Regions from separate parts of the Homo sapiens genome. Here region 2 is linked to region 1. A link is a contact called in ENCODE Hi-C or POLR2A ChIA-PET data. All regions are on one chromosome and are shown on one strand. The core of a region is the stretch at or near the end of the contact, and the rest is flanking DNA. Distances in the headings are between cores, read along the strand shown.

Evidence for each region. Hi-C counts contacts between places; a loop is a spot of excess contacts on that map. ChIA-PET counts read pairs that join two places held with the same protein, here RNA polymerase II (POLR2A). Pooled maps may share reads with other maps.
Region 2: a map of adrenal gland shows a loop between it and region 1 (2.2-fold over the local background). The contact joins two enhancer-like sites. A Hi-C loop is called at or near these places in 1 of 168 maps with a recorded cell type or tissue (adrenal gland) and 11 of 50 pooled maps. POLR2A ChIA-PET finds 5 or more read pairs at or near these places in 2 of 52 experiments (AG04449 and PC-9).

What each region holds. Positions count from the first base shown.
Region 1 is chr5:149,035,989-149,040,118 of GRCh38, reverse strand. SH3TC2 (SH3 domain and tetratricopeptide repeats 2) reads left to right here. Exons shown (of 17, transcript NM_024577.4): 8 at 1,629-1,824. Among named protein-coding and RNA genes, the nearest start is that of MIR584, 24 kb to the left of the region's middle. Within about 2 kb of position 2,183, at least 3 of the 41 ENCODE cell types and tissues checked have a DNase peak (open chromatin) inside an H3K27ac peak, as active enhancers do.
Region 2 is chr5:148,807,075-148,811,204 of GRCh38, reverse strand. No RefSeq gene overlaps it. Among named protein-coding and RNA genes, the nearest start is that of ADRB2, 17 kb to the left of the region's middle. RefSeq lists enhancers at 1,613-1,662, 1,713-1,762 and a silencer at 2,053-2,132. Within about 2 kb of position 2,169, at least 13 of the 41 ENCODE cell types and tissues checked have a DNase peak (open chromatin) inside an H3K27ac peak, as active enhancers do.

The sequences.
Region 1 (4,130 bases), core at 934-3,433:
ATTATATACACACACACACACAATTTAAGTAATCTGTATGTGTGTATACACACATATCTGTAAGTACTGTAGATCCATATCTACTGGATAATGAAGTCCAACACTTTTTAGACATCTAGAAATACCTTCTGTTCATCTTCATCTTTAGAACTCCCCTTCACCTCCCTCCCACACACTCCTACCACAAAGTACAATTTTATAAGTGCTGAGCCCAAATAACACAAAAAAAGAAATAGGATTATGGAACCCAGACATCAGATCTAATAAATTACTGATGACAAACAAGATTTTTAGCTTCCTAAAGCAGTACAGCCTTGTAGTTAGAACGCAAGGCTTTGAAGTCTATTCTGGTTCAAATTCTGGCTCCTTGACTTAAAACCAGTGTGATCTTGGCCAATCCACCTGCCCTATGTTGCAACTTCCTCATTAGTAAAATGATACAATAAAACCAACTTAAATGTTGTTATGAGAACCAAACAAAATGACATCCATAAATCACTTTGCACAGTTTCTCTTACAATGTAGATATTTAACACATGGTAGATCCCATCGACCCACAAAATAGTGAGAATTTCTGATCTTGAAAACACAATCTAGAAACTTGACCAAAAATGTCAGAAAAAATAGGCTAGTAGCTTTAGCAGAGAAGCTAAAGCAAATATGGAAACTGAGGCACATAAAAGCCTTTATCTCCACCAGGATTAATGGAGAGGCTAACCAGCAGCCTGAAGACTTAAGCTCTAGACTCAGTTTTGCCATGCATAAGATCCTTAGACAAATCTCATACCCTCTCTCTCCCTCCGTAACCTGGGAAAAGGGGATTCTGATAGTTTCCGTGCCCTTTGAAGCTCTTGAGAAGACCTGAGAAAGTGAGTGCAAATTGTACTTTGTAAACTGGACAGAAAAACATTCATCAAAAGGTCATTGCTAGATCCTAGGTAGGCAATTTATCAGATTGAGTACCATAGTCTGAAAGGGAGTCTTTTAGATCCTTCTAAGTCATTAGCAGCTTTCTATTCCACCAGTGGTAATAAGGCTAATGTTTATTGAGGGTTGACCAGGTACCAGGCATTGTGCACTGTATCTCTTTGATTCTCTTTAATATTTATAAGCAGCAGGTATTCCTATTATCCCCATTTTCCAGTTGGGGAGACTGAGGGTCATAGAGGCCAAAGGAGCTGGAAGGACATGGAGAGCTTCTCTGGTCGAGTGGTTCTCACACACTGGTCTGTGGATTTGTGCCAACCATGACAAAGCATTTACATTACAGTGGCAAAATCAGACAAACCAGGACAATACAGTGAGCTTTCCAGTTTCCCATAAGCTATGTTTATTCATTTTTAAGGCATATCCGCTATCTGAGAATCTTTTTTTGTGTTTGTTAAAACATTTTTTCTTTGGTGAAAGTGGATTGTAGTTCTTTTAAAAATATGTCCTAGTTTGGCAAAATGAAAAGCAAATTGTCCTGTGTCATTCCTGCCAATTTTTGGGTGGGGAGGGGAGTGAAATGTTACTGGTCCTTGACATTCTAAAGTCTGGGAACCCCTCATTTTCTATTGCATTGGAAGGTGATGGGAGGCTCAGCTGTTCATGTCTTCTGTAGCTGATCTGTGTGCTATTTTCCACAGGCAGAGGACGCTGTAAGGCCTTGACGGGTTATGAGCCAGGAGAAAAGGATGAACTGAATTTCTACCAGGGAGAAAGCATTGAGATCATCGGCTTTGTCATACCTGGGCTTCAGTGGTTCATTGGAAAGTCGACAAGTTCAGGACAAGTGGGCTTTGTCCCCACCAGGAACATAGATCCTGATTCTTATTCCCCAATGTGAGTATTGACAGTGAGCATGTCCTGGAGCTGGGCTCCCTTTCCCAGGGTTCCCTCCCCTCTTTGAGCAGATTTGCAGTTGAGCTTCGAGGGTGCCCTGGTGACATGGAGCCAGAAAAGCACATGCTGACACCAAGGTTGATACAGAGAGTGATAGAAAGGAGAGAATGCGTCAGTTCAGTTTATTTTAACAGGTGGTCACTGAGGACTTCCTCTGTGCAAGGAGGGAAGCAAAACTCCAAGACAAAGGGCATGCTGTTAGGCACTGAGGGTGTGGTTTTGGTACTTGGATCCTGCTACCCACACTGTCTAACCACAGGGCCCCTTCAGAGGAAGGGCACACACGGGGAGAAATAGATTAGCAGCATGCTGATCCCACATAGGGCTGGGAGGTGGGTCCCATGTAGATCTTCACTCATTCAGCTTTCAAGCTGAATGCCAATGTGTGACTTCAGCATTGGCTAGGAGGGCAGAGTGTTTCTCTTACTCTTTTCTGCCTTGAATCCAGAAAGGCTGGTTCTGAGGAGCAGACCCATCTGCCTGGCCAATCAGGAGAAGGTGATCAGCCTGCTCCACCCACCCTGTCATGGAAGGACAGAGATATCGGGTATTGCTCCATCTTTTTGGAGTGGGCTTCCTATGTGGGGATAGGAAACAGTAGAAAGCCTGGGCGCAGGAAGTACACGAGGAAAGGGAGAGTTGGCTCCTAACACTGACACAACATAGCGCCCTACACTGGGAAAATGTGGCCCCAGAAATGTCTAACGATCTGAACAGAGACTTAAATTCTTTCTCTTGTGGGAAATAGCCAATGAAGAGAGCAGACCAAGGGGCAGAAGCTCCCTGTAAGCCCTGCCCTTCGTGGGGAGAGGAGGAGACAGAAGGTTATTTTTTTTCTATGTAGAAATGTGGGAGTCCAAATAACTATAAACAAGGAAGACCACTCACTGAGCTCCTGGAGAGGTATGGAGAACTATCGGGACTTGTAAGGAAGAAAAGGATATCAAGAGAACTTCATGAAGAAGGGGACATGTGAATTAAGCTTTGCACAATGTAAAATATTTCAACAGATGTTGATGGGAAAAGAGGTCATAGGTAGGAAAGTGAGTCAGTGCTTGAAGAACGACTCATGTAGTTTGGAGGAAGTTACCAGAAGGTCACTGGTGCAGCAAAGGTGGGTCCATGCTCTGGAAACCTGGGAATGCCTGTGTGAGGGCCCTTTCCTTAACCTGGCAGAGAATGGGGAGCTACTGCATGTCTCTGAGCAAGGGTGACATATTATATGACTGGACCTTTTCTCTAGGAAATGAAACCTGGCTTTGGGGGAGGCATGCATCATCAGGGGGAATCTGGAGGCAGGAGACCAGCGAGAAGCCCACGGTGGCACTTAGAAAAGGGTGAGAATGGAGAGGAAGGCCACTGCTGAGGACCAATGGACAGGAAGTCAAAGATTCCAGGAGCTTTACAAATATGGACACCTGTGTTCTGCCTCCAGAGGCTGTTGTGTAACTGGTCTGGATGGAGGCTGGGCAATTATATTGATAAAAGCTCCCCAGGTGGGGCTGGTGGGCAACCAAGGTGAGAACATTGCTCTGAACCACCCCTTCATGTTACCACAGGGGGAACAGAGGACCCCAGGGATGAAGGAGCTGAACCCAAGGCCTTCCCTCTGGAACTTTAGAATCCTGACATTAAATCCAGTGAGCTCTCATTAAATGTCCTGGTGATTTTAAATCCTGACATGAAATCCAATACATTCTGGTGAGAAGTCCCAGTGAAAGGGAGAAAGAAAAAAGAGGATGGAAAATAGGAATGGGGGAAGAACCCTGGAGGATGCCTCCATTTACAGAGCAGAGGAAGAGAGAACGCAGAGAGGAAACAGAGGAGCCACAGAGAGGAAGAAACAAGCTGCGGGGGAGGCGGGGCTGACACCTGTGCTGTCATCAGAGAGGTACAGCAGGGCCAAGTGAGGAAAGAAAGGCCTTTGGGACTGGCCATTGGTAGGTCTTCTGGAAGCACAGTAGCTACATGGCTTACAGAGTTGTGGAGTCAGGGTCCCCAAAAGGCATTCATGACCATGTGAGTGCAGCTTGTGCCTCCACTGGCTTACCAGCTCCTTGTCTTTGGACATATTCATTTATCTCTCCATGCCTCAGTTTTCTCATCTGTAAAATGTGTAGAATGTTAGCACTTGCCTAATAGGATTGCCGTGACTTTAAATGAGCTAATAATACACACAAAGCCCTTAGAATGGTGCCTGGCACAGTGTGTGTGTGTGTATGATCCACAGGCACTTGTTCTTATTG
Region 2 (4,130 bases), core at 920-3,419, 230 kb after region 1:
AAAAGTTAAGAGAAATTGTTTTTAAAGTAAAATAGTTACAATAATCTAAGCTTATTGTTGAAGAGAGAAAAATTATTTTATTTATAAATTCAGCATAGCATAAGCAAACAGTATTTATACTGTCTATACTAGTGTACAGTAATGTCCTGGGTCTTTACATTCACTAACCACTTCCTCATCGTCTCACCCAGAGCAACTTCCACTCCTGCAATTGCCATTGACGGAAAGTGCCCTAAAATGTGTACCATTTGTTATATTTTATACCATATTTTTACTGTACCTTTTCTATGTTTAGCTACACAAATTCTTACCATTGTGTTGCAGTTGCCTACAGTATTCAGGACAGTAACAAGCTGTACAGGTTTATAGCCTAGGAGCAATAGGCTATAGCATACAGCCTAGGTGTGCAGTAGGCTCTGTCATCTAGGTTTGTATAAGTACACTCTATGATGTTGGCAAAATGATGAAATCGACTAATGATGCATTTCCCAGAATGTATCCCAGTCACTAATTGGCACATGACTATATATGATATTCTGGAAGGGGCAAAACTATGGATACAGTAAAAACAGGATGTTTTTACTGTATCCATACTGAGGACTTTTCTCATGGCCCCATCCTGTTTTTACTGTATGGACCTGGGCCTGGGGAGAGGGAGGGATGAGTACATGGATCACAGAAGAGCAGTGAAACTATTTTTAGGGCAGTGAAACTATTCTGTAGGATACCATAATGTTAGATGTAAGATATGTCACTCTACATTTGTCAAAACCCTTGGCATGTACATCAAGAATGAACCTTAACATAAACTGTGGAGTTTGGATGATTATGATTTGACTGTATAGGTTCGTCGATTGTAACAAATATACCTCTTTGGTGTGGGATGTTGCTAGTAGGGAAGGCTGTGTGTGTGTGGGTGTGTGTGTGTGAGGGCAGTGAGTGTAAGGAAAATCTCTGTATTTTCTACTCAGTTTTACTGTGAACCTCTGCTTTAAAAAATAAAGTCTAATATTATTATTATTTGAGACAGGGTCTCACTCTGTCACCAGGCTGGAGTGCAGTGGTGAGATCTTGACTCACTGCAACCTTTGCCTCCCGGCTAAAGTGATCCTTCCACCTCAGCCTCCTGAGTAGCTGGGACCACTGCATCCAGCTAATTTTGTATTTTTTGTAGAGATGGGGTTTCACCATATTGCTCAGGCTGGAAGTCTATTATTTTTTTAGAAAGGTGGCTCTGTGCCAGCTGATCTGAAGCAATATTTAAAATACATCAAGAAGTAAAAAAGTGAATTGTACAAGTGTGAGTAGCATGTCTCCATTTGTGTAAACAAACAGTTGTATGTGGCATCTATCCAACATAAATGCTCACCATAGGAATATGTGTATATAAATTCAATAAATTAGTCTAATGTACAATGACATTTTATGCTGTAGTTCAAAGAATGAACTAGATATATATGCTGGTACATAAAGATCTCCCAGATATGAAGTAAGAAAGGTTGAAACAAAACTACGTAAAATATCGCCTTTTAGTATAAGTAACACGTGTTTATATTCACAAACATATTTTGGAAAGTAGAAGCAATTAACAACGTATATATAACATAGGGGACTAGGGACTGGGGCATGGGACCTGTGGAGCGGCCCCGACAGTATACTTTTACTTTCATTTTGGTACTCACCTGTTTTGTTTGAGTTTTTACTATGACTACTATTAAAAAGTGCAATTCAGTAAAAACAAAACCGAAAATCAAAACTAATGCTCCACAGATTTCTTGAATATAGTGTCATGGCCACAAGAGTCCTTTCCTTCATCTCCTCTTTTTTTGGGTGGAGAAATTGAGAAGCAAAAGTTAACAAACTCAATAATAAATCTGTGACTATAGCGACCAAGAGTGGGGGTGGGGCAACGATGTGCCGCAGATAACAGCAAAGAAGTAAAAGTAGAAATTGTTAGAATTTTTAGTAACTTGGAGGGGAAAAGAGGAAGGATGTGAGAAGAAACCAGGAAATGAAAATAAAGATGGCAAAAACTTGAACAAATGAGGAAGGTGCTAGAGAAAAGCCTGAGCTTGCTCAAGCAGTTTCTGGGGCTTATTTTTTGTCCTGAGTGTATGTGACTGCATGTCTCTGTGTATGTCTGCTGATGTGGCCGTTTTTGACAGCCTGGTGGATTAACAGGGCTATAAATCATTCTGTCTCAGAGTTGGAGTGCCCTGAGGGATTACTTTGCTCAGCAGAGCGCCACTTTGGCAGAGGGACCTCAAAGGCAGACAGACACCAAGGAGGGTGGGAGGTCTTGGTCCCCACCCCGGCTGGTGCTGCTCCACTTCTGGCTGCTTTCTGTATCCTGCTTCTGCGTAAATTTGTATTTGTGCAAATCTTCCATTGCTGAAAAATATCCACTGACATACCAACCCTTTCTTAATACAAACAGGGAAACAGGTCCTTAGTGAGGAAAGAATTTGAGAAATATCACAGAGGTAGTAGGAGAAACAGGTCTAGAATATATGGTTTCTGACTCTCAATCTCTGTTACTGATTTATTTTACCTTTTAGCTGAGCCAGAAAAGAAAAGGAAAAGGCCTGAAGGGAAGTTTAAATTTCAGTGGCTTAAGTGGAAAAGGGGATATTCCTAGGGAAAAACAATATTAGACTTGCAAAAACCAATAAGGAGAAAAATTATCAGTAACTATAATAGAATAGACAAAAGAGGAAAATTGCACTCAAATATTTTCGCGGGTGAATTGAACCGTAAAACTAATATTTAAAGATTCAAATGTCAGGGATTTAAATAAATTTTGCCAATGCAACCAAAAAGTGTAACAATTTGATTACCTCTTCTGGGTCAGTCACTTTGCAAGGTGCTGTTGATACAATGGTGAGTAATTCAGACACAATTGCTGTCCTCAACGGTCTGCAGTTGTGTGTATAGTTTGTTGGTTTGAACAAAACAAGAACATGCAATTGCTTATATGAATGATCCTTCAATTCACTCTTGAGCTGCCAATTATTTGCAAAGCTCAGCAAATACTGATATGCACTGACTCATAAAAAGATGTTGGTCTCAGCCTCTGTGAAGTTCAGAGTCAAGATTAAAATCAGCCACTCAGGGGAGCCTGTTGAGGAGGAGAGACCTAAAGTACTTCTTACTGGTTACTGGAAAATGGAGGAGAGACTGGGTAAACAGAGCAGCCACGGGAGCAAAGCAGAGTGTTGCTAAGAGGGAAGGGAAAGAGGAAGAACAGAGGCTACTGCCCCTTGGAGGGCTCTGACATGCTGATATGCTTCACTCGGCTGACATGCTGAGTGAAGCAGCAGGTCAGTGACCAACAAGCCCTGAGGATGCAGCACAGACCCTCAAAACCCCAGAATCCTAAAGCTGGGACTGCCATGCAAGACCCAGGAGTCCAATTCTCCCTGCACAGATGAGAAGCCTGAGGCCCACAGGTGGGAAGTGGCTTATAATTGTCACATGCAAATTGGAGGCAGTGCAGGGATCAGAACCCAGGACTCACAGCTGAGGACTTTTCTCATGGCCCCATCCTATCCTGTGAAAGGAACATGACAGTAACTAAAGACAGGATGTTTTGAAGTCAGATAGACCTGGATTTGCATCCCAATTCTGCCACTTGCTGCTGACTGTATGATCTTGGGAAAGTGTGTCTATTAACCTTGGTCCCTTCATCTGTAGAATGGGGATTGTATAAAGGCTTGTCTCCAAGATAACCATCCTGGATTCCTTGTATCCTTCATGCACATGCCATTGCCCCATCAAGAAGTGGAGTTTATTCTTCCACCTCCTCGAATGTGGTCTGACCTGTGACTGCTACGTCCAGTGAATTCAGTGAAAGTGAGGCTGCCAGTTATGGAGCTAGGCTTTTAGGGGACTGGCAACTTCTGCCTGTCTCACCAGAACTGCTTGCTCTGGGGAAAGTCCTCCACTATGTAAGAAGTATACTATTCAGAGACCTCCATGCTATGAAGAAGCCCAAAGTAGCCATGCGATGGAGCAGCTGCATGGAGACAGATCCCCCACCCAGCCTACTCCAGCCACCAGCTCTTTTAAGATTGTTTGTTACACAGCAGTAGGTAACGGGAGCACTTACCACCTGAGACTATTGTGTGGAT